Regions from separate parts of the Mus musculus genome. Here all the other regions are linked to region 2. The links are chromatin loops, found by intact Hi-C in ENCODE. Cell type or tissue: heart. All regions are shown on one strand. Region 1 overlaps Rbm19 (RNA binding motif protein 19). Region 2 overlaps Iqcd (IQ motif containing D). Region 3 has its middle 17 kb from the start of Gm31836. Region 4 overlaps Slc8b1 (solute carrier family 8 (sodium/lithium/calcium exchanger), member B1). Region 5 holds the start of Plbd2 (phospholipase B domain containing 2).

Region 1 (5,000 bases), 460 kb before region 2:
AATGACCAGGAGGTGTTTTCTGTGGGCAGGTGACAGGATTGGTCTAGGTACAAGCAGTTGGCAGCCCAGATGACCTGGTGTTTTCCCCCACCCCATTCCAGGCCTGCCTTGACATCAACTCGGAAGAAGCAGGTCCCCAAGAAGCAGACGACCTCCAAGATCCTGGTGCGGAATATCCCCTTCCAGGCCAACCAGAGGGAGATCCGGGAGCTTTTCAGGTAGGTCCCCACACTGGGCTGTGTGCACAGCGCCCCCTGGAGGCTGCGAGGCTTCCCAGGTCCTGACTGATAGTGCTTTAAGCCCACAATGGGGCTTTCTAAACTTTGCCTTTGGTCTGGCTTCCGTAATCTCAGAGATTATGGTACAAGAGTGCCCTGACCTCCCTTCTCAGAGGCAGGAGGATGTCTGGGTGTGTGCCTGTACTTTAGCACTGTCCCCAGATATCAGGAGAGATAGCAGTTCTGGTGGCTGCAGCCTGTGGTTCCCCTGTGGGATTTACCGATATCCCTCCATGCAGGCTTTGCTCCTGGAGAGTCATTTCCTTCAAGGTGGGTCCCAGACACTGGGACCTTCACCTCAGGTCCCCAGAGGACCCTGTTGTCCTCATGGGATTAAGATACTGGCCTCAGTTGCTCTCTGGAAAAAGCCATTTTGGGAGGACAGTGAATGTGACATACAGAACACAGGCCATGGTCTGTTAGTACAGGATGCAGTCTCGGCTTAGGGCCCAGGCAAGTGACGAGAGTCAAAGACAGCCTGGCTGGGACAGGGGTAGGTTGTCTTTAACTTCAGGGCTCTCCTTCCCTGGCCGTGACGGCACACAGGAGCCTGATGCAGGAGCCTGGGTTTCGTCAGGCTCATTCTGCTCGTGGTTTGAAAGGTGGTCCATCAGTTTAAATTCTTTTTTCCCCAACCTTTTTGTTTTATGTATGAGCATGTAACTTCCACTCACGAACTGTGTGCATGCAGTGCCTCCAGAGGCCAGAGGAGGGCATGAGATCACCTGCAACTGGAGTGACCACTGAGCTGCCATTTGGGTGCTGGGAATGAACCCGGGTCCCCTGGAAGAGCACCCAGTGCTTTTAACCACTGAGGCAGCCATGTCTCCTCCCTCTGTATGTGAACTCTTACAGTCTGATCCACACAGGCCTCAGGCTGACCACCCCATATGTGCATAGAAGAGCATTTTCACTTGGGTGGCCCTGTATTGAGTCTCAAGTTAAAGGAGACATTTCTGTGATCCCATGAGGGGGCACTGGATCATGAGGCACCCCAAGGCACGCGTTCTCAGAGCATGAGGTGGGGCGTTTAACCTTTCTGTGCCATTCGCCGAGGTTCAGCTGGGATTTTGGAGAACACAGGGGCCTTGAGTGCCCCTCCACCCCGCCCCCCCCCCCCACCGTGGCCTGCTGAGGCTCTGCCTGGGGAGGAGCCATGTCAGGAGCGCTCAGCCTCTGCTTGTCACTGTCTCGGGTGATGTCTCTGGTAGAATGACCTGTCTGCGTCTTGCAAGGCTACATGACAAGTGCTAAGTTAGAGAGGGAATTATCTTTGTGAGGCTTGCGTCTCTCCTCTTGCTGGGAGGTTAAGAGATGGGATGCTGCTTGGGGAATCGGCTTCAAAACCCATCCCTTTTCTCCCTGTTCTTCCCCATCCCCTGGGGTGGGGGTGTTCACCGCTGCAGTCAGCTCAATCAGTGCTGCATGCTGTCCCCTCTGATGTCTGAGCTCCGGTGCCTAGTGATACGGGTCACAGTCTGGGACAAGGGGCGCTTTTTTCTTTTTCTTTTCTTTTTTCCCCACATACCAGCATCCGGCACAACAGTCAAAAAGAGAGGGAGAGTGTTAGCTCCCGGCTCGCCTGTGGTGCCTCTGCCTCTTTTTTTTTTTTTTTTTTTTTTTTTTTAAAGAGTCCCAATCTCACAGCTGCCGCTTCAAAAGGAGTTGCTAAGAACCGTGCGTGTTGATCAGGAACCACATCCCTCCAAGATGACAGTGTCGCCCGGATCCACGGTGTATCAGGGATGACATTTATCCAGGGAAACAATAGACTGCAAGGCAGGGGAAGGTGCTTTGTTTGATCTGTGTATTATACTTCCTCTTTAGCAGACAGGGAATTAGTGTCTGCGGAATGTACTTACACTCGGCGTCTCTTCCCCTCCGCCATTGTTCTGACTGAGCGGTCCTAAACCCCTGAAGCTGGAACTGTCCTGGACAGGCACTGCCTCGCTTTTGTTAGCTTCCCAGTGGATAGATAGAGAGCTGGGGCCGATTGCAGTGGTGGACAGCAGGGGTCACTGTGAGACTTTCCCAGGGATGCGAGGCCCGTGCCTCAGCTCTGATTCTACACAAAGCCACCCACCGGCCAGCGGAAGGTCACTGACTGAGGGGAAGGAAGGCTTCAGGGTTTGGGAGAACTGGTTGACCTACTGTGTCAGGCAGGATTGGGGGCGCTTCTCATGGTAGATACACCCGGAGTCACAACCCACGTTCCTGGTATGTGCCTGTGTGCTGGGCTCTGTGCCTGGTGCCTGCCATGCTGGCTGGCTTGGAACTCGCAGCCCTGGGCATGGGAGGGCTTCTGCTGTGGCCAAAGTGAACTTGAAGCTGGCCAAAGTGAACTCGAGGCACAGCCTGCTCAAGACTGCACATCTAAGCTGGCCATGTGGCTTTCAGGGCTCTGACCAGAGCTTGGTCTTGTATATCTGTTTTCCTCCCATGTTTATAAAAGGACTTGTCATCCCCAGGTTGTCTTGGTGAGGACATCGGTGAATGTGTGTTTGTATGAAGCACTGTGCTAGGACCCCAGGGAAGGCACCTGTGTCCGGAGTATCCTCTCTTCTGCCGCTGTCTGTAGAGGGCCAGGGAAGAGAGAGGCTGTGAGGCTCTGTGAGGGGGCAGTCGCAGTGGCTGGTGACTGTGGTTCAGCATCACCCAAACTGTAGGAGCACTACCTGTGTCTTTACCCACAGTGCAGAATCCCAGAGGTTCTTAGTGGCTTCTCTCATCATCTCCCATCAGCCCCAAGGATGCTTGGAGGACCCGCCTGCCCAGGCCCCTCTACCCTGTGGAAGGACCAGCAGGGCTGCTCAGAGTGTCTGTGCACCGTGTGTGTGTACACACTGCAGCTCAGGCTGTGTAGCTGCAGCCATGGGCACAAGCCCCAAGGGCCCCCCCCCCATTGCCTTCCTTGGGACGGCCTTACCCAGAGTCTCTAATTTCAGGAAAGGCAGTGTCCATTCTGAAAGCTGATGCTTGGTTTTCACAGGGGGCAGGGAGGAAGGTTAGGATGTTTGGAAGCCAGCCCACCCAGCCTTGCTCAGTTTTCTCCTCTGTTGGTGTGGAACTGTAACTTGACTCCTGCTACCTCCCTGTTCCTGCCTGGGGGAGGAATGGACAGACAGACAGGAGGGAGGGAGGGTCACTAGCATCATTCTCAGTCTGGCGGGCACAGTTTAGGCTGTGCCGTCCAGTGGTTTCTTTCCCCCCAAGTGACTGTAGCATCTTTGGGGCCTCTCCTTCCTCACTTTGGGGTGGAGACAGGGAGCTTGCCAAGCCATAGGCTCCCCTTTGGTCCCTGTGGACTCAGCTTGGAATTTTGGAAGCCTAGTGTCAGGAGTCCAAGGTGGGAAAGAGAAGGCCTGAGTGGCAGGCAGGGAGGATGCACAGCCACGGCCTCTTACAGCCCTCCGCAGATCCCCTGGGCAGTTTCTGCTCACACGTTTTCATTCTCGAGGTATAGAAAAAGCACTGTCCCTTCGCTGTCTGGTTAGGGTGCTCTTGTTCCGCTCCCCATCTCTGCCCCTCACCTACAGGTCCTTTACTTTGCCTTCCTCGCCATGGGGTGCAGGCCATCTGTGTGAGGGCAGATTAGCTTCTTCCTTGCCTGTACCTGAGAGGATGAGGAACACGCCTGAGCTGTCCCAGGCCTACAAGCTATGTGCCTCCTTCCTCAAAAGACACCACACTGATGCTACAGAGGATAGCTAACAGTACATATAATAGAAACAGCCTATTCCTAGGTGGCCTGAGTGTTTTCCCTGGTCCCCAGCCAGTGACCGGGGAGTCTAGGTGCATGGCTGTTCTGTGGGAAGGCCTGCTGGACAGTGGTGGCACATGCCTTTAAGAAAGGAAGGAAGGAAAGGAAGGAAGGAAGGAAGGAAGGAAGGAAAAAAGGGAAGGCCCTTACTGTTGGCTCCTTGTCTGTCCCAGACCATCCCTCTGCCTCAGTCTCCTCTGTAAAGTATTCCCTACTGTTGCCCACCTTCCCAGAATGCAGAGCCCTTGGGATGTGAAAATTGCCCCACAGAGGCAGGGCCTGTGTCCCTGGAGCTCCAGAGGCCCTGTGGTCCCTCCTAAGACTGGCTGTTGCAGATTGTCATTGTCGCCTGGCTCACCACAGCCTGCGGTACCATTGACAAACTCTAGGCCATGCGTGGCCCAGATATGGTTCATATGGGCTGGCAGGCAGTGGTGAGCTAGCTCCTGAAGTGAGCTGCCTACAGCCTTGGATCTGAAGATAGGAAAACTCATCAGCCTGAGTCCCACACAGCTCTGCCAGCTGCCACTGGTTATGTAGTACTCACCAGAGAAGCTCCCTGCGCGGCTGGCCGCTTGCTCGCACCCCACCCCACCCACAGGCAGGAGAGGTTGAGCTTCTCCTGGATTTGAGACTCTGTAGCCCCTCCAGCTTCCTCTCCCTCCTTCCCATTCTCCCTGCGAGCTCCCCAAGTGGAGATACGCATGTGCCCACGTGATTATCTACTTACTGAACAAAACCCCACTCTGGACTGTAAGGTCCAATATCACCAGAGTCATACAGTGTGCACGGGAGCCTGGTGCCCAGTGGATACGCAGAAGATGCTCACAGAGTATGCGACCCACATATGCAGCCCTACTGGGCAGAGCCTTACCCTAAAATGCTGATGAAGTCCAAGTTGGGAGGCACAGAGAGGGTAAGCAGTTTGCCTAGGGTCACACAGCTCTGTGGTGCTGTAGTTA
Region 2 (5,000 bases):
CTTGGTATCATGTGGACAGTTTCCTGCAATGCGTCTAGAGGGGGAAAGGAGGTGGGGGGGAGGGGGGAGCACAGCAAGACGGCTCAGTCTTTAACGGAGACTGCTGCCAAGCCGGACAAACTGACTCTGATCCCTGGGACCCCTGTGGTGGCAGGAGAGACCCAACTCCCGCCAGCTGTCTTCTGACCTCCATATATGCCTGGTGACACAGTGCCCACTTACCTCCCACACACAAAATAAATAAATGGAATTACATTTTTTAGTTTAAAATTTAAAAAAAATTAAAACTCTCACTGCCCGTAGGCAGGACGCTCCCCCTCATCCCAGCTCTGGCAGCTGCTCATCCTCCATTATGGCACGTCCTGTGAACGGAGTCTGCTTTTTTGCTCTGGCTTCTCCCTCGCCACCATCCCCAAGTCCACCCCTGGTGAAGGCCATGCCTTTGCTCCATTCATTTCTGTGGTCCCATCACATCCCATTTTATGTATGGGGGGGGTTTATTTACTGAGACAGGGTCTCGCTGTGTAGCCCTGACTGTCCTGGAACTTGCTATGTAGACCAGGCTGGCCTTGAACTTGGAGATCCACCTGCCTCTGGGTTCTGGGATCAAAGCACTGTACCTGGTCCATGTGTTTTCTTCTTTCAATTTCGATTCTTTCTAAAAAAAAAAAAAAATTTTATTTATTTATTTATTTTATGTATATGAGTACACTGTAGGTGTACAGATGGTTGTGAGCCTTCATGTGGTTGCTGGGAATTGAACTCAGGATCTCTGCTTTCTCCAGCCCCACTTGCTCCTGCTCCAGGCCCCGCTCCCTCTGGCCCAAAGATTTATTTATTATTATATGTAAGTACACTGTAGCTGTCTTCAGACACCCCAGAAGAGGGCATCAGATCTCATTACGGATGGTTGTGAGCCACCATATGGTTTCTGGGATTTGAACTCAGGACCTCCAGAAGAGCAGTCAGTGCTCTTAACTGCTGAGCCATCTCACCAGCATCCTCAATTCTGATTTTATGTACACGGTTGTATTGCCTACATGTATGTCTGTGCACTGCATGTGTGCAGTGTCGTCAGAGGCCCAGAAGAAGATGCTGGATCCTCTGGAACTGGAGTTACCGAGGTTCGTGAGCTAGGACTTGAACCTGGGTCCTCTGGAAGAGAAACTCGAGCTCTTAACTGCTGAGCCCTCTCTCCAGCCCCAAATGTTTTTTGAATTAATTTGTAAGTACTGGGGATCGTGCTAGGCAAAGGTTTTGAGCCTCACCTCCAGCTGGGAGCTCACCCTTTAAAAAAGATTATTATTGTGTGTGTGTGCATGTTGTGTTTGTGTGTGTGTGTGTGTGTGTGTGTGTGTGTGTGTGTGTATGTACCTATGGACATACAGGTACCACAATGCCTGTATGGAGATTGGGAGAACCCTGCTATCAGCTCCCTGCTGCCCCCTTGTGGCGCCAGAGAATTAGTTTAAGTCCTAAGTGCCTCTACCACCTACTGAGCCAACTTAAAGGGCCCTGCCTGGACGTTTTTGTTTTAAGAAAAAATACAAAGTGGAGACAGAAATCGAGAACTGGATCCAGAAATATGACATGGAGATGGGCGAGAAGCAGGTACGTGCCGGGGGTTCCTCCTGAGGGATTGGGGGAGGGAGGGTCGGGTAGGAGCTGCTCAAGGTGGCCTAGGTATGAGACTCCTCCCCTGGAGACCCTTTGAAAGAGAGAAGCTGAAACTGCTGAAATCCAGATTCATCCTGAAGCACGTGGCTCCACCTAATAGCCACCTCCCATGGTCCTCTCACAGCCCGGCTCAGCTCCTGCCTGCTCCCGGTTCACAGGCGAGCCCTCCTCCCCCACCCCCACATCACTCTGCACCCAAAAGGTCCAGGTGCCAGGCTCCCGAATAAAGCAGGGAATCGAGACGGTTCTCACTGTCGTCTGAAGGTTTCAAACTGGCATCGCTCATGAGCTGTGCCCCCTGATAGATCTGTAGATGCTGGTGGGAGGGAGGGATAGAGAGGAGGAGGAAGGAGGGCACAGAGTAGCTGGGAATAAGAGGAAAGGGAGAGGGAGAGGGAGAGAGCGGGGGGGGGGAGGGGGGGAGAGGAGGAGGAGGAGAAGGAGGAGGAGGAGGAGGAGGAGGAGGAAGAAGACGACTCGGACCAAGAAGAAGATATTTTTTAAGGGCCCACCCCACTACCCTTCCACGAACTACTTCCTCCCGGAAGGGCTCTCCTCCTGTCTGTTTAGCGATCAATGCATCCACTGGGTAACCCAGAGATGAGCTTGGAGCTTTCCCGATTCAGTCACTACTCAACAGCGCCACCTAGTGGGTACCAGGTCTCCAAACCAAGTGTCTGTGAAGGACCAGTTCATACTGAAACCCGAAGGTCTCTTGATCCCAGAAACTGGCCCTGGTATTTGGAATTGTCCCAGTGTTTCAAGTGAGGAAAACCAGAGCTCTCCTAAAGGTGGAGAGAAGCTAACAGATGGGATGCTAGCTCAGTAGGATGCTTGCCATGCAAACCTGAGGACCCAAGTTCGCATCCCCTGCATCCCATGTGAGAAGTGAAGGCGGCAATGTGCACCTGTGGTCACAGTGCTGGGGAGGGCACAGGCAGGCTGATCCTGGGAGTTTGCTGTCCAGCTAGCTCAGTCACATCAGCAAGCTCCAGGTTCAGTGAGAGAGCCTGGCCTCAGGAAGTAGGGTGGAGAGCCCGAGGAGGACACGTGACCTTGACCACCAGCCTCCACCTATAGTCACACACACACACACACACACACACACACACACACACACACACACACACACTGCATTTATTCACATGTGCATTTACACAAGAACAAAAGCACATAGGTTTGCACAACTCACCACCCTTGGTCCTCCCTCCTTTCTGAGATCTGCTCAGCCGGGTCTTTCCTGGAGCGAACCCAGGTATAAATATACAGACAGGCTCTGTATCCTACCTGGCTGGGCTGGAAGCCGGGCATGGGGAACGGGGAGGCCATGCCGGGTGCTGCGCACCTCCAGCCATGCCCCTCGCATAGGACGAATACGAGGACCTGGAGAGCATCCACAAGGAGGAGAAGCTGCAGCTGGAGGAGCTGAGGGAAAGGCACGCGGTGCTGGTGGAGGAGTTCTCTCAGATCCGGGCCGAGAGCGAGATCAATTCCAAGAAGCGGGTGGAGGCAGAGCGCGAGATGGTGCGCATGGTGAGAGCCGCCACGCTCATCCAGGCGGTGTGGAAGGGCTACCTGGTGCGCTCCATACTCAGGTCCAAGAAGAAGAAGCGGGGCAAGGGGAAGGGCAAAGACAAGGGGAAGGGCAAGGAGAAGCCCAAGGAAGAAAAGGCCAAGGAGAAGAAACCCAAGGCCAAGGGCAAAGGCAAGAAGAAGTGACCACATCCTGGTCTGGCCCCGCCCCTGTTCAGCTTCCACCACGCCCTACCGGGTCCCAACCAAGCCCCTGTTCTGTCCCAGCCCTTCCATCCCTGGCTTTAATGATGGCTAAATTAAAAAAGACAAACAACAAAACCCGTTTCAAACCACACTCAGTGGCTCACCCTTCAACAGACCTGTCTGTCCCAGGCTGAGGCTGAGGCCGTGGGCGCAACATCCTGAGGAGGGCGCAAACTTCGGATCCCCATCCTACCACACCTTCATTGAAAAATGAGGCCCTAGTCTTAGCTGAACTGTCAGGAGGGCAGCAGGGGGGTGGGGGGTGGGGGAGGGGTTGTGTGCTCAGACTGTTCCATGAGTTTTAAAAAGTACCAGTTGCTAGAATTTCACGAATTGAAAATTCTCCCATAGAAACTTAACAGCCCTTTCTGCAAGGATGTCAACACCCCTGACATCCCAGTAGTTGGGCCCTGTGTCTCTCCATGCAGCAGCAACCACTCTGCCAGCTTTATTTCCATGTAGCCCAGAGTGGCCTTGAACTTAAGGTGATCCTCCTGCTTCTGATTCCTAAATGCTGAAATCACAAGCACGCGCAGCTTTAACTAGCTGACTCCTTTCCACTCTGAAAAACAAAGTATGTGGGAGGGGGCAAGGGAGGGGGACCCTAGTGGCCCAGCCATGGCTTTAATCCCTTCAGTCAGGCAGAGGCAGGCAGATTTCTATGAGTTTAAGGCTAGCCTGGTCTACCAAGCTAGTTCTAGGACGGCCAGAGTTACATGGGGGCAAACCCTGTCTTGCAAAAAAAAAAAAAAAACAAAAACAAAAAACAGGAAAAAGGTTTATTTATGTGGATGTGCCTACAGAGGCCACAGCTGGGTGTGTAGTTCACTGGAGCTGGAGCTAAAAGCCTTGTGAACCACTTAAAGAGGGCGCCGAGATCTGAACTCAGGCCCTCTGACAGAGCAGTAACCCACGAGCCATCCCTTCCATTCCTACTTTGTTTTAATCTTAAAATGTGTGTATGTGTGCACATACCCATGTATGCCCATATATATATATATATAAAATCATGTATCATGTGTGCCTGGTGCCTGCAGAAGTCAGACGGTGTTGGCTCCCCTGGAATTGGAGTTACAGGCCTTCTGACGTGGGTGCTGGGAACCAAACCCAGGTCTTCTGGAAGAGCTGTAAGCACTCTGAGCTGCTGGTCCTCTCTCCAGTCTCCCCCCTTCCTCCCTCCACTTTTTGTGGTTCCTGTCCACAGCCAGACTCCAGGCCTGGTGTCAGCTAAGCTGGTGGCCTCACCCTGAGCTTCAGCTCTCCTTCAGTGTAGACGGAAGAATGTTTCTAGCCTGTGTCTTCTCAACATGGAAGGATGGGACAGACAAACAGGAGGGAAACCAACCAATTCTTCATGAAAGTTCTAGAAGCTTCAATACCCTACATGGCTAAAGCACAAAGCATGTCTGTGTCCAGGCATGGCTGGGGCACCTCTGCAGGTCATTATATATGTCCCTGGGCCTGGCTACCCCTAGACAGGGGTGAGATACCCACTGGGCTCTCTGGAATGTTCAGGGAGGGAGGGGGCAAGGAGAGGCTCAAGG
Region 3 (5,000 bases), 350 kb before region 2:
AGATGAGGGACTCTGGAGAGCTGGCCTCAACTCCTTTGCTGATGTCTCAGGCTGGCACTTCAGACTCTGCCTCCTAAAGAGGGAGAGTGAAGAAACACCATCTTCTTCGGGGGAAAACTTGGGAGGGCTTCCGTGCTCCAGGAGTCCTCCATACCCTGAGAAGTACTTCAGAAGGTGGGCACGCACTGTGAGAACTGTAGAGAGCTGGGCTGGGGAGGTAGTGAAGTTGGGAAAAAGTTTACTCTAGAAATGTGAGGACCTGAGTTCAGGCTCCGGCACCCTGGTTACAGTGCATGTGTAACCCTGGTGAAAGTGGCATGTGTAACCCTGGCTAAAGTGGCATGTGTAACCCTGGTGAAAGTGGCATGTGTAACTCTAGCACTGAAGAAGCAGAGACAGGAGAATACCTGGGGCTCACTGGGCAGCCAGCCCTGGTGAATTGGTGAGCTTCCGGCTCATTGTCTCAAAAAACCAAGGTGAAGAGGAATTGAGGAAGCCGGGTGACAGCCACTTCTGGCTGCTCCATGCACACACGGCACTCCCCTTCATGAGGTTGGGGAATCTGAGGTGTTGTCTGAGAGATGGAAAATCAAAGCTTGTTATCTCAGATCTCTCAATGATCACAGCTTGGGCTAAGACAGGCTCCTAGCTGACCATCAGTGAGACTCAAACAGGACTAAGTTCTTGGTGACAAGAGACCATATGCCCAGGATGGAGGACAGGACCTGAACCCTGCTGGAAGGTGATCTGCAGAGTCTGGGATAGACTCTCTTAGACAGGCCGATCCTCCAACCTCTGAACTCAGTTCTCAAAGTCTTTCCAGGGGGCACCCTTGACCCAGAATGAACTGTAGTTCTTTGAGGTTTGTTTTTGAGATCTGAGTCCCTGAAGTGGAGAAGGGGAGGGAGAGGGTTCAGTATGTAACTGGGATCAGGGCTCAGTATGTAACTGGGATCAGGGCTCAGTATGTAACTGGGATCAGGGCTCAGTATGTAACTGGGATCAGGGCTCAGTATGTAACTGGGATCAGGGCTCAGTATGTAACTGGGATCAGGGCTCAGTATGTAACTGGGATCAGGGTTCAGTATGTAACTGGGATCAGAGTTCAGTCTATAACTGGGATCAGGGCTCAGTATGTAACTGGGATCAGGGCTCAGTATGTAACTGGTATCAGAGTTCAGTCTATAACTGGGATCAAGACTCACGTTGTGATTCAATCTGTGGCTGTGCCCCAAGCTCAGTATGTAATATGTTGGGTTCTGGGGGGGTAAGCCTCCATAACTCATAAGTTTGGCAAAAAGAGGGGCAGTGCTGGAGTTGGGGATCTGGGGGCTTGTCTCAGTGGGTGAAATGCTTGCAGCATAAATATGAGGATCAGAGTTTGATCCCTAGCTCCTGTATCAAAGCCACATAAAGACAAGTAGATATGGCAGCCTGCCTGTAACCCCAGCAATGGGCGACACTGTCAGGGAAGTCCCAGAGCAGGCTGCCTAGCCTAGTTGACTGAAATGAAGCACTCCAGATTCAGTGAGAGACCCTGCCTCAGTTGAGGAAGATACTTGAAGTATCCCAGGTATCCACACACATGTACACCTGCACACGCACACAGACACACATACACACACATACAGAGGCTCCTGCACACACGCACACCCACATACATTCAAACATGCATACACATACGAACACATACCACAGAAAGGGATAAAACGACAGCTTGGATTGTGAGTGGGAGTAGGGCTCTCTCAGACTGTAATAAGGCTTGGGGCTTGAGCTGATCCAGGATCAGGGATCAGGCTATAACAAGGGTTCCAGGTTGAATCTATAACCAGCGTCAGCGTTCAGGTTCCAACAAGAGCCAGAGCTTGCACTGGAGCCAGGATGAGGGTTACACCACTAGCCACTTATCAGCCTGCTTGTTGGAGGCTTACACAGCAGAACCTGTGTGCTGAGCACTGACGTTGCCTCCCCCCAGGACCAGATCCTCTGTCCAGCCTCTACTTCCCCTTCCTTGCCCTGTAGCCTCAGGGCCCCTGCTTGGGCTGGGTGTGGCCTTGGGCACCACTGAGCTCCAACACTGTACCCTATGCTTCCTTCCTTCCTCCCTCCCTCTGCCGCCAGCTGCCGGCTCCGTCTGCTCGCTCCTCTCCTCTCCCCCTCTCTGCCTCAGAGACAGCTATAAGTCTCCCGTGAAATATATACAGTGTAAATATATAAAAAGCTTGTGCCTGCCTGCTGCTTATGTATTCATGAAATAGTAAATAAATTTTATGGGATAATTTGAAGGCTGCCAGGGAGCCGGGAGATGAAAACGAAGGCCTAATGAGATGGAATATCGGGGCAGCACACGCGATCGATCGGCTGCTGCAGGCTCGACTGGGAGGAGCCTGGCTCCGGGGGCCCAGGGCCACAGGACTAGGTGCTCCTAGGGGCTTCGGGGCTCATAAACTATGGCAGCGGTGGAGGGAAGCTAGGGAAAGCCTGCAGAGAGGAGACGCTCCCTGAGTTCTTTCCGTCGCTCTGCGGGGGATGCGCTGTGAATCAGCTGAGTGTCTTCTGTAGTGCCTCAGTTTCTCCACATGTCTGATGAAGGCCCGGACGGTCCCCTCAGAATCTCTGACCCTTGCCCTGTGTTTGGCGCATGTAAGGACAGGCTTACTGAGTTTTTAGCGGTCTTGCCACCACGCTTGCCCACGGGCCTGAGCAATCTAGTTTATTATTCAATTAAGTTTTGGTTTTCCTATCTCTCAGTAACGATCAACTGATTAAATAAACAAGGGAATGAATGAACCGATGAGGGGAAAAAAAATCCAATCCTGCTTACTTTTTTTCACCCCTCCGTCACCACCTTGGCTGAAGCCACCAGCAACCATTGCTTGGGCACACCCGCAGGAGACTTAAGGCCGCCGAGGCTGCATACAGGTCATTTCCCCATAACCGCTAGAGGGCTCTGGCTAAACTAATAAATCAGGCCATGTCCCTCTTGGTCTCTCCTGTGTCTCACAAAGAATCTGTCCCCTCTGCTGCCCAACCCTTCACCCACTGCTCTTCCTGCCGCTCCTGGATTGCACCCCAGGGCCTTTGCACTGCCTGTCTCCTTCTTCAAACGTACTTCAGCCCCATTCCAAACTTCCCCTAAACCCTGCTCAGCTACATGGCCCTCTGTTTGAAACCCAGCTGTCCACTCCTTCTCCCCATCCCCCTTCTTGCTTACCCCCAGCATCCCCCCACCCTAACAGGCAGCAAATTTTCCTCCTGTGGGATCCAGAGGAGTGGAGATTTTGGGGTATCCATGGCAGACACCCCAACCCCACCCCATTCCCAGAACACTGTGCAGCATGCAGTAGACACTGTGGGTAATGCACGGTGAATGAGTGACTAAGGGGCTTTCCAAAACTGGTGTCTTCATATGTTGAAAGTTTAATTAACTAATTAGTTATGCTGGGAATGGGGCCCAGGGCCTCCTACATTTCAGGCCTCACTAACATGCTCAGGTTGGCCTGGAACTCACTCTCTCAGGCAAACAAGCACCAGCCTTTCACAGTGGGCCTTTGCAGTGGGGAAAGGCCAGACTGCACAGGACCTTGGCAGACCTCAGGGCAAATTCACCAGGCAGTTGGGCCACTATTTCGCCTTAAAGAATGACTAGATGGTTTTTGCAGGAATGCCTCCAAAGCTCTCCTCAGGGTCTGTGAGACTGTCAGGAAGTCTGTCTTAGAGCTAACTTAAACTCCACAAACTGCAGTCTCAGCTCAATCTCATTCTCAGGGGGCGGGGGTGGGGGGTGGGGAGAGAGCCTGTGGAATGGCCTTCACACACCTGGACTCTGAAGCACATGGCATCCCAAGTTTGAGGTCTTTCTAAGAGGGCTGGAATTGGACATGTAACTGGGTTCCATCACTCACTTGATCCCTGAGCTTCAGGCATATCAATAAGCAAGCAGAGGGGGCCACATCTAAGTAAACAGCAGGCAAGCAGTAAAGAAGTAAAGCATTGAGCTCCAAACTGGACTCACAGTAAGTACCCAATTACAATAGCTGGAATCAGTGTGGTCTAATGACCACAGGGCCCACTTCTTCTGGTCCACATGATAGCCCAGGGCTCCCCCGGGGGCACAGTGCTAGTGGCTAAGGGGATTTTCTGAGCAAGGATGAATACACTCTGTATGTTGGCCATTCTAGTCAGAAACAGGTAAGCTCTGGGGGCCAGGCGCTACCTGGCAGCAGGGTCTCTTCATCTTCCCCAAATACCTCTTTCACTTGTCTCATCCTCCTTGTCTTATCCTCCCTTCCAATGTTGACCCTCCTCTCTTCCAAGGCTCACCCTCCTCCCTCCCAAGGCTCACCCTCCTCCCTTCCTATAGGCTCATCCTCCTCCCTTCCTATAGGCTCATCCGGCTTCCTTCCAATGCTTATCTTACTTCCTTCATCTGCTCACCCTCTTTTCTGATGCCTCATTTCTGCCTCAGCAGCAGGCTGACCCTTCGCAGGCATCAATAGGACCTTTCTCATCCAGCAGAGTCGGTTAAAATCAGTTGAAGCACTTAGTAGGTCCTGTGTGCTCAAACTCTTTCTAGAAATTTCCATGGCTTTGTATATGCTGACCTCTGGTCCCTCACAGTGTTACTCCACCCCCGTCCCCCGTCCACCACCCCCGCTATGAAACAAGGTCTCACTGTGTAGACCAGGCTGGCCTCAAACACAGAGATCCACCTGCCTCTGCCTCTCAAATGCTGGAATTGAATGCATGGCACACCATGCCTGGCTCATGTGCTGTCCCCTCTGCTCCAGTTGGTACCCGCTTACCTCTTCTTTTGAGGCCTTGTCTCTTAGGGTCTCCTGACACCCTTCCTGCCCTGGTCCCCAGCCTTGGCTCTCTGCTCAGAGCTTCCTAGGGGCTGTCAGCTGAAAAACCCGGCTGCGGCTCTCTCCTGGACACTCCATCTTGTCTCTCTCCCAGGGTTCCAGAGCAAGCAGGAAACAAGCCTTGAGCTCTTCGTT
Region 4 (5,000 bases), 77 kb before region 2:
GGGGCCCACCTGGACTACACTGTAAGTTCCAGGATAGCCAGAACTATGTACAGTGAGACCCTGTCTTTTTTTAAAAAAAAGAAAATTACAGAATGGAAGATTTCACACTAAATCTCCCAGCGTTGTCATCTTGAGATCTGGACTTGAGTCCTGAAGGAAAACCTGGCAGAGTTCAGTCCGAGGTGACTCGTGAATGTGTGTAGGCAGCTTGTCTGACCCCAGAGCCCTCCGTTGCCCTGAGAATGACCCCGCCACGCTGGCTTTCCCCATTGGTCCCGGAGTGGCAGTTTCATTTCTGCCTTGTTTTGACTGAAGAGCACACAGACTCACCGGGCACTTTCTGGTTTCGCCCATGTCTTTTCTTAAGCTCTGAGGTAACACACACCTCATTTCTCTCTCTTCTGGCACCTCCCCTCCACCCTAGGTTGGTGGGGTGGGAGCCTGCGGCCAAAGGCATGGGTGAGCATGGCGCGACTTTCATGCCAGGGTGAACCCAGAACCACATTTGTGTGATGTGTGCCCAGTTTATGGAGGGGGAGGAGGAAGGCAGATGGGGGTACCTGGGAGCCTAGTACCCTGCCGCCTCTGTCTCTGGGAGAGTTATGGCCCTGCCTCGCACCAGGGGAAGTCTGGAGCCTACTTTACAGCGGCTGACTGGGGCTTTCTCTAGGATGTAACCCAGGGCCTCACACGGCTGAATGTGAACAAGCCTGGGCTTTGACCCCAGCTCTCACTTTTTATTTTATTTTATTTTTCTAAATGTGCATTGGTGTTTTGCCTACATGTGTGCCTGTGTGAGGGTGTCAGATATCCCAGAATTGGGGTTACAGACAGTTGTGAGCTGTCAATTGGGTGGTGGGAATTGAACCTGGGTCCTCTGGAAGAGCAGCCAGTGCTCTTAACCACTGAGCCATCTCTCCAGCCCCTCACTTATTTTTGTTGTTATTGTTTGCTTGTTTTGTTTTTCGAGGCAGGGTTTTTCTGTGTAGCCCTGGCTGTCCTGGAGCTCACTTTGTAGACTAGGCTGTCCTGGAACTCAGAAATCCGCCTGCCTCTGCCTCTCAAGTGCTGGGGTTAAAGGCATGCACCACCACTGTCCGGCATTATTTTTTTAATTTTAGATAGTCTCAGTAGGTACCCCAGACTATCCTTGAACTCACTACACAGCAGAGGATGACCATAAACTCCTGATCTTTCTGTCTCCCGAGAGCTAAGATTACAGGCGTGTACCACCCTGTCTGGTTTATATGATCCTGGACTTCATGCATGCTAGGCGCACTGTCTACCCAGCCAGCTGCTTCCAAGGCACGCTGCCCCACCCCCTTGCTGGCAGTTTTGAGACAGTGTTTCATTTGTATTGTGACAGCCTTCAACTCTCTACTTAGCTGAGACAGGTCTTGAACTTCTGAACCTAGTCAGAGTCGGCGTCCAGTCCGTCCATCCAGTCCTGTCCCCCCCCCCCGCCCCCCCCCCCCCGCCCTGCGTCACTGTGGGGGCTAGCGGGAGGAAGTGGGGAGCCAAGCCTGGGGGATCCCAGTTCCCCTTCTTGCCCCACAGATGGCATCTATGAGATCGGCGGTCTCCTTCCTGTCTGGGCTGTGGTGGTGATCGTGGGCACAGCGCTGGCTTCAGTGACCTTCTTTGCCACGTCTAACAGAGAACCCCCTAGACTGCACTGGGTAAGAATTGGTAGCCTCTCCGGGTGTGGTGGCGCACACCTTTAGTCCCAGCACTCAGGAGGCAGAGGCAGGCGGATTTCTGAGTTCGAGGACAGCCTGGTCTACAAAGTGAATTCCAGGACAGCCAGGGCTACACAGAGAAACCCTGTCTCAAAAAACCAAAAAAAAAAAAAAGAATTGGAAGCCTCTGAAGGGTGGCCTGGGTATGTTTCTGGTGTGGTATGGTGAATGGCAAAGTCTACCCTGCAGATGAGCCGAACCCCAAGCCATTTGCCTATTCGGGCTTCTTTTTACTTTGAAGTGAATTGGATTTATTTTTATTGAGCTATTACTCACATACTTTTCAGTCTTTATGTTTTGTTTTTATTTTTGTTTGCTCCCTTATTTTCTGTTTTTTTCAGATTTATTTATTTTTATGTGTATGACTGGCTTGCACATGTGTCTGTGCACCATGTGCACGCCTGGTACCCTAAGAGGCCAGAAGAGGGTGCTGGATCCCGTGCAACAGGAGTAACCTGAGGTTATGGGCCACCCAATGTGGGCACCAGGAACCGACCCACTCTGCAGGAGCAGAAAATGCTCTTAGCTGCAGAGCCAACCCTTCCAGCCCTGACTTCCTGCTTTGTTGGCACAGAGCCTTGTGTAGCCCCGAATGACCTCGAACTCATGATTCCTCCTGCCTCCGACTTCCAGTGCTGGGATCAGGTGTGACTGTGTTTCAGGATGCTGAGGCTAGGCCAGTGCCCTGCCAAGCTATGCCCCAGCACCAATGGGTTTGTCTCCTTCAGAGCAGTGTGAGCAGTTTCAGGCCATCTCACCTCCTCAGAACCATGTGACTGGTTGACTGGTAGCCTCGGCCTCACCAGCCCCTACAACTTTCTCTCTCTCTCTCTGGATCTTTCTTCCCCTGCTTCTTTTCTTTACAAAAAGAAATATTTCTTTTTACTACATTTTTGCACGTGTGTGTGTGTGTGTGTGTGTGTGTGTGTGTGTGTGTGTTTGTGGAAGTCAGAGACAACCTATAGAAGTTGGTTTTCTCCTTCTACCTTGTGGATTTGGAAGATTGAATGCCGGTTATCAGACTTGAGAGCAAGTTCCTTTGCCCCTTCTCCCTCCCTCCCTCCCTCCCTCCCTCCGTCCATCCATCCATCTGTCTGTCCGTCCTTCCCTCACTCTCTTCCTTCTCTGTGGTACTAGATAAGCATTTACCACTGAGCCATATCCTCAGCCCGCTTTGGGGATCTTGCTAAGCAACCTGGACTTGAACTTGAAATGCTCCCATCTGGGCCCCTCTGCAGAGCCCATCACACCCCAGCTGTGTTCCGGACATCAAGGGTATCATAGTAGACTGTGTCTTTCATGCCTGCTCTCTTTTGATGGCAGTTGTGTCTTTAAGGGCGATCCCTGATCTCACGTGTAGCTCCTTCCTTTTCTGAAGAAGGCTGTGCTAGGGTGGCACCTAGGGCCTCAGGCCTGCCAGAGAGCATCCCCTTTCCTCTGTCTGGGTCCCACCGCCACTGCTACTCTGCCACTGTGTCACACCACAGCCTGGCCTGGGTTGTGGGTACCTGCTACCCAGTTTACAGATAGGACATGTTCTGCTGGGGACCGGCCGGGGTCCCATCAGGATCCCCATTCCCTCCACAGCTCTTTGCTTTCCTGGGTTTCCTGACCAGTGCCCTGTGGATCAATGCAGCCGCCACAGAGGTGGTGAACATATTACGGTCCCTGGGTGTGATCTTCCGCCTGAGCAACACCGTCCTAGGGCTGACCCTCCTGGCCTGGGGAAACAGCATTGGAGGTAACTTGGAGCTCTGGGTTGACTCTTCTCTTCCCTAGCCATACTCAGAGCTGGAGAGGACATCCAGTGTGTGCTTCCTCTGCACTGACGGGGTGCCCGCTGTCGCTTTTGAGTGACACTAGGAATCTGGGGAGCGTGTCACTAAACCACCACTGGACTGAAACATCCCATAGGGGCTTAACTTGTTGGATGCTTGAAACACTCCGCAGATCCCCAGAGTTCAGGCAGGATGTGAAACCCATTACAGCCAACCATGTTTAATGCGCGAGTGTGTGTGTGTGTGTGTGTGTGTGTGTATGTGTGTGTGTGTGTGTGTGTTTATATGTTGGGGAGGGTGATATACAGGCTGTCACACATACAGACCTGTTTAGCCACAGCAGCCAGTTATGGTTGTCCAGGCTACACACCAAACAGGACCATTCAAGCATGGATCTGGGAGTCCAGAATCTAGCTGTTCTCAGTTCAGCTCTTTGAGCATCTTACCCAAAGCACACAGAGGTGCCCTGAGAGCTTGTGGGGTATAGCAGTGCACCCTCAAGGGGGCAGGCCCTTATCCATGTTTGTTGACTGACTAGCTGTGTAAACAGGAGTCCGCCCCCAACACACATACACACACACACACACACACACACACCATATTCTCTCTATGCAGATGCCTTCTCAGATTTCACGCTGGCCCGCCAAGGATACCCTCGGATGGCCTTCTCCGCCTGTTTCGGGGGCATCATCTTCAGTATCCTTTGCACGGCTTCTCCGAGCCTCTGTGTGGTGGCGTCTTGGCTCTGAGAGTCATGGTGGACTCTGAGCACCCCACCCTTGGTTCTGGCTGGGGACCTGGGGCCTCACTTTGGCATTTGTAGATGGGGAATTGAGATTCCAATCTTGTGGGACTCATGTGACAACCTCAGGTTGGTACAAAGGAAGCAATCTGGAATGAGTCATAGGGGTGGGCAAATGCAAGGCACAGGTCCCTTGGCCTCAGTTTCCCCCAACTGCTGGGTGTTCACAGGTATCAGGCATATCTGACACTCCATTTGACTCCCATAGGCCAAGGGCAAACTGGGTTCTTTTTTTGTTGTTGTTTTGTTTTGTTATGGTTTTTCGAGACACGGTTTTTCTGTATAGCCCTGGCTGTCCAAGAACTCACTCTTTAGACCAGGCTGGTCTCGAACTCAGAAATCTGCCTGCCTCTGCCTCCCAAGTGCTGGGATTAAAGGTGTGCGCCACCACTGTCCGGCTTAAACTGGGCTCTTGACACCCAGTGTATTAGAGGCATTAACCCTGGGGCCCAGGGACAATAAAAAAGCCCACACATGCTGTGGGGTCTCTGAGCCCAGGGCCAGGGTTGAGCCGCCGAGTGAGGTAGGGCTGCTAGGGTGGGCGTGGGCTCCAGCAAAGCTTCCTGAACCTATGGCAGACATCCTGGTTGGTGTGGGGCTGGGCTGCTTGCTGCAGATCATCAGGAACCACGTTGTGGAGGTGAAGGTCAGTAGTGAGGTTGCAGAAACTCTTGGGAATAC
Region 5 (5,000 bases), 100 kb before region 2:
CCCAGCCGCCGGAGCTCCCATCCACGGGGGCCGCCATCGCGAGCCGCAGCCGGGCCACGTGACTGCGTCCCGAGGGGCGGGGTGGGGGCGGGGCTTGTGCTTGGGCTTCCGGGATGGGCGTGGTCTGTGTTCCTGGAGAGGCGGGGCCTGCCTTAAAGGACTCGCGCTCTCTGTGGAAAAAAAAAAAAAAACCGCTCAGCATCCTTCCCTCCCAAGGAATTTCTTTCTGGTTTTTGTTTGTTTGCTTTTGCTTTGTTTTTAAATTATCCTTCCTCTTCCTCACCTTTTTTACTTATTCTTCCTCTTCCTCACCTTCTTTTAATTTTTAATATTTTTAGATTTCTTTTATGTGTATGATCTGCATGGTGTGTTTGTGTGTGTGTGTGTGTGTGTGTGTGTGTGTGTGTGTGTGTTTTTGGGAATGTGGATGCAGGTGGAGGCCAGAAAAGAGTGTTACATTCCCTGAGGCTCTGTTGTGAACTGTCTAAATGTGGGTGCTGGAATTCGAACTCAAGTCCTCTGCAAGATCATCGAGCCCCCTTTACTGCTGAGCCATCTCCCAGCCCCGCAACTTCTTTTTCCTATTTGTCCATGAATGAAGTAGTCCCAATATGTTAATCAGGTTAGCCCGAGCTACAGAGTTAATTCCAGGCTAGCCTAGTACACAGTATGAGATCCCGTCTCAAAGTAATTTTTATTTAAAAAGCTGGATGTTGGAGGACCTGTACCTGTGCTTTTGAGGTCTGCAAAATAGTCTGGAATAAAGAGTGAGAATCTGTCTCAAAATGTACACAAAGAGAGGCAGTGATTGGCACTTCAACCAATGCAGGTGTCAGACCTTCAACCAGCAGCCCCAGGCCCCAGAAGCCAAGGGTGTGAACATACAAGCTGTCCTCAACGCAGATCAACATCTTTGGTCAAGTTGCTGGCCAACTTTGCCTCTGGTCAACCAGTGACAAATGCCACGGGTTCACACATACAAAGTGACTCACACCTACGATTCTAGCACTGAGAAGGACTGAGGCAGGAGGATTGCAAGATGTCCAGACAAGCCTGGAGTACAGTGTGAGTGAGACCTGATCCCATACCAAAAAAGAACTCATTCTGTCCCTCTTCCCCTACCCTGATGCATAACCTTTCTAGAATGTTTCACAGAGCAGGAAAGGTGTTTCCTGAGGGACATATTTAAAGACACACCGGTAAGCCCGGCAGTTACTGGACTGAGGCTGGAGGGTCACCATCTTGAGACTTACATAGACTAAATAAGTTCTCATCATTAAAAAAAAAAAAAAGGATATGAATAAGTGAATGAGTGGTTTGCCTGCATGCACGTCTGGGCACCAGGTCTTGTTCTCTTGGAACTGGAGTTACAGATGGTTGTGAGCCACTGTTAGTTGCCGGGAATCGATCCCAGGTCCACTGAAAGAGCAGCCATTGCTCTTAACTGCTGAGCCATCTCTCCAGCCCAGTCCTGTCTTTAAAGAAGAGAAAAGTTTAAGGTCCCTTAAACTTTTTTTTTTTAATGCATGCTTGTAAACCCAGCACTCTATAGGCAGGGGCAGAAGGATCAAGAGTCCAAAGTTAGCCTCAGATACACACTAAAGTTAAAGAACATTGTTAGGGGACATTAGATCCTACCTAAAAAACATAAACAAGATACTACCTAAAACCTCACAACTGCCTGCTTACCCTAGAGGCACTCCCCTGCCATTCCCTGGCATAAATCCGAGTCTCTTCTGTCATCTGTTAATCCCTTACTGCAAACACTTTCTGTCGCCAAGTCCCTAACAGGCTGGGGAAACTGAGACCCAAGCAGATAAAATGACTTCTAGTCACAAAACTAGAACCTTCAGCACCGGGAGTCGAACAGTTCGAAAGCACCGTGGACGCTGCCCTTCCCAGCCACCAGGGGGCAGACACAACCACAGCCACGCTCGACTTTCCTGCCTCCCTAGGGAAGGCCAGGCCCTGGCTGGAGGGGGAGGAGTCTGCTTTGGGTTCCAATCCTTCCTCCCTGCCATAGGTGAGGTCACGATTCCAAGCCTCGCGGACTCAGTGAACACAGCCTGACCCACAGGAAAGCTACCAGATGCTAGGCACACGAGAGAGGCACAACAGGAGTGTGTGATCGCTGGGGACTAATATACACAGAGCACGCGCACAGATGCACAAAGGCACACACTCGCTGACGCAGGTCCATGTTATTCCCCAGCCTGGGTGCCTTCTAAGCATGTTGTAGTGGTCCAAATCGGTGACTCTCAAGCCTTTAATACATTTCCTCATGTTGTGGTGACTCCTCCCCCCAACCATAAAATCATTTCCTTGCTGTTTCTTAATTGTAATTTCACTACTGTTATGACTCGTAATGTAATGCAAATATCAGATATGGTACATGACATGACCCCTGTGAAACGGTCATTCAGCCTCCACCAAGGGGGCGTGACCCACGGGGTGAGACCACTGCTCTAAAGCGCCTACACACGGGAATGCAAACAGAAGAACCTGAGTTAAGCCCCCAGCACCCATGTAACAAGCCAGGCACAGTCTTCCATACACTATAATCCCAACGCAGAAGAAGGCAGAGACAGGAGGCTCGCTGAAGTTCACCAGCCAGCCAGCCTTGCTGAATGACTGTCCCCCATGCTCAGTAAGATACTCTCTCAAAAAATAAGATGGAGCCAGGTATGCTGGCTCTCTGTGAGTTCCAGGCCAGCCAGGGCTACATAGAAAGACCCTGACTCAAAATAGTAGTAGTAGTAGTAATAACTATTTACATAATATATAGACAATATATTTTATAATGTAATTTATAATATATTTATAATATATGAATATTTTATATAAACTATATAATATAGTATGTTAATATAATATAATTCTTAGCCTGGAACTTACTTTGTACACCTGCCTGGCCTAGAGCTCACGGAGATATTCCTGCCTCTACCTCCCAAGCTCTGGAAGGAGAGGTGTGTGCCGCCATGCCTGGCTGTTCTATACTTTAACATCACCGTAGCGGAGTCCATAGGGGAGCAGCAGTATTCCCATCAGCGAGCAGCAGTATTCCCATCCAATCCCCTGTGCTGAGCACTTGGCTTACTTCCAGTTATTGCACAGGCGTGCTGTACCGACTGTTGCAGCCAGTGCTTGTGATCCACAAGGGTCGTTTTCAACAGTTTCCTGAAGGGACATTCCAGCTGAGGAGCACGCAGCAGCCAGGCAGGGCCCATGAGAAGTTTCTCTCACATAACACCATCTGCTACTTCTCCAGCTCCCGAGACAGTAAGGAGCTCCTGTGACTCTCTGCCCATCATTGAGAAGGGGACTAGTTAAGGTAAGGACATCACCGAGAAGGGTACTAGTTAAGGTGAGGGCATCACTGGGAAAGGTCCTAGTTAAGATGGCATCATTGAGGAGGGGACTAGTTAAGGTGAGGGCATCACTGAGAGGGGGACTAGTTAAGGTGGGGACATCACTGAGAAGGGTACTAGTTAAGGTGAGGGCATCACTGAGAAGAGTACTAGTTAAGGTGAGGGCATCACTGGGAAAGGTCCTAGTTAAGATGGCATCATTGAGAAGGGGACTAGTTAAGGTGAGGGCATCACTGAGAGGGGGACTAGTTAAGGTGGGGACATCACTGAGAAGGGGACTAGTTAAGGTGAGGGCATCACTGAGAAGAGAACTAGTTAAGGTGAGGTTCATGAATCTTTAAGGAACCTCTTGGTCTCAAGGCCTCTTAGATTGAAATAGAAAGTTCCATTTCTCTTTCCACTTTGGCTACCCCTGACCACTTCTGCAAGAATTGTCCCCAGGTTCTTTTACTATGTCCCAGCTGCCACCCACAACCTGATCTTCGAAACCCGTGGGCATGCTGAATAAGTATGGGGGCAGATTTGGCCTTAACCTGTGTGTGAACCAGGAGATCAAACCTGGAGGGGAAGACATGGCTGCCATCCAGACTTTTCCTCTTCCCATTGCAAGCCCTGGGGACAAACACTTCATCTCCACCCCGCCAACAGCTGCTTCTCCCATTAGTGAAATGGAGATTACAGCTCCCCTCCTGCAGGGCACATACACACAAGTATTGTGGGTCCCCAGTCAGTAGCTGCAGTTTGCTTTGGTTGCTTCGTTTGGTTGTTGTTGTTACTGCTGTTGTTGCTGTTATTGTTGTTTGAAACAAACAGGGTTATTGTGTAACCCTGGCTGTCCTGGAAGTCCCTCTGTAGACCAGGCTGGCCTTGAACTCAGATATCCACCTGCCTTTTGCACCCAAAGCATGCAAGCGCTCTTGCTGCTGCCCACCACCACTACTACCCAGTTTTGTTTTGATTTTTTTTTTGTTTTTTTGTTTTTAAGATGGAATCCTTTGTAAGCCCAGGCTGCCCTTGAATTTACTCAGTAGCCAAGGTTGACCTAGACCTCCTGTAATGGCTATTCCTGGTTGTCAACGTGACTATATCTGGAATGAACTACAATCTAGTACTGGAGGGCACACCTGTGATCCAGGTCTTGAGGCTGGAAGACGCAGGTTTCTGACCTGGATCTTGGCATGGAGATGGTGAGGCATAGTGGCTATGAAAAGCTTAGGCCAGGGCAGGATAGTATACACCTTTAATCCCAGGAGAGGAAGGCAAGGAGACCTCCGAGTTCAAGGGCAGCCTGGGACAAAATAAATATCAGATTTAGGCATGGTGGTACACACCTTTAATCTGGGCCACCTCTTCTGCTGGAGACCTATATAAGGACATTGGAAGAAGGAAGATCTGCTCTTCCTTGCCTGCTTGCACTTACTTGCCAGCACATCTGTTGGAACCTACTTCTACAGAAGACCAGCTGAAACACCCAGCCTTGTGGGACTGAGCAACTGCTAGATCCTTGGACTTCCCATTCACAGCTGCCCATTGTTGGGGGTAGTTAGACTACAGACCATACATCATCACAACAAATTTCCCTAATATAGAGAGACATTCCATATGTTCTGTGACGCTAGAGAACCCTGACTA

Evidence for each region. Peaks named below come from ENCODE experiments on the same cell type or tissue, not always from the same donor. Only the 100,000 strongest peaks of a DNase experiment are listed, where the experiment ranks them.
Region 1: a loop joins it to region 2, with 3 times the contacts of the local background. A loop is called at or near these places in 12 of 42 quality-filtered maps.
Region 3: a loop joins it to region 2, with 3 times the contacts of the local background. A loop is called at or near these places in 2 of 42 quality-filtered maps.
Region 4: it touches region 2 in a loop (2.8-fold over the local background); 20 of 42 quality-filtered maps call a loop at or near these places.
Region 5: it touches region 2 in a loop (9-fold over the local background); 36 of 42 quality-filtered maps call a loop at or near these places.

The regions. Positions count from the first base shown.
Region 1 is chr5:120,143,896-120,148,895 of GRCm38, forward strand. Rbm19 (RNA binding motif protein 19) reads left to right here. Exons shown (of 24, transcript NM_028762.1): 21 at 102-218. Among named protein-coding and RNA genes, the nearest start is that of Gm10390, 7.1 kb to the left of the region's middle. In heart, CTCF peaks have their summits at 262 (motif pointing left), 979 (motif pointing right) and 2,286 (motif pointing right); no DNase peak of the experiment used is centred here; H3K27ac peaks cover 646 bases.
Region 2 is chr5:120,603,590-120,608,589 of GRCm38, forward strand. Iqcd (IQ motif containing D) reads left to right here. Exons shown (of 5, transcript NM_029408.2): 4 at 1,540-1,611; 5 at 3,046-3,524. The coding sequence ends at 3,396. Among named protein-coding and RNA genes, the nearest start is that of Rita1, 6.5 kb to the right of the region's middle. In heart, CTCF peaks have their summits at 1,459 (motif pointing left) and 2,325 (motif pointing left); DNase peaks (open chromatin) are centred at 1,452, 1,843, 2,312 and 3,202; H3K4me3 peaks cover 886 bases; H3K27ac peaks cover 627 bases.
Region 3 is chr5:120,249,844-120,254,843 of GRCm38, forward strand. No RefSeq gene overlaps it. Among named protein-coding and RNA genes, the nearest start is that of Gm31836, 17 kb to the left of the region's middle. In heart, a CTCF peak has its summit at 2,933 (motif pointing right); no DNase peak of the experiment used is centred here; H3K4me3 peaks cover 791 bases; H3K27me3 peaks cover 4,697 bases.
Region 4 is chr5:120,526,184-120,531,183 of GRCm38, forward strand. It overlaps Slc8b1 (solute carrier family 8 (sodium/lithium/calcium exchanger), member B1), which reads left to right. Exons shown (of 16, transcript NM_133221.2): 12 at 1,558-1,679; 13 at 3,327-3,480; 14 at 4,133-4,213; 15 at 4,898-4,965. Among named protein-coding and RNA genes, the nearest start is that of Slc8b1, 17 kb to the left of the region's middle. In heart, a CTCF peak has its summit at 2,134 (motif pointing right); DNase peaks (open chromatin) are centred at 1,591 and 2,313; H3K27ac peaks cover 251 bases.
Region 5 is chr5:120,503,555-120,508,554 of GRCm38, forward strand. It overlaps Plbd2 (phospholipase B domain containing 2), which reads right to left and starts at 69. Exons shown (of 12, transcript NM_023625.4): 1 at 1-69. The coding sequence starts at 37. In heart, a CTCF peak has its summit at 1,895 (motif pointing right); DNase peaks (open chromatin) are centred at 1,987, 2,427 and 3,957; H3K4me3 peaks cover 428 bases; H3K27ac peaks cover 442 bases.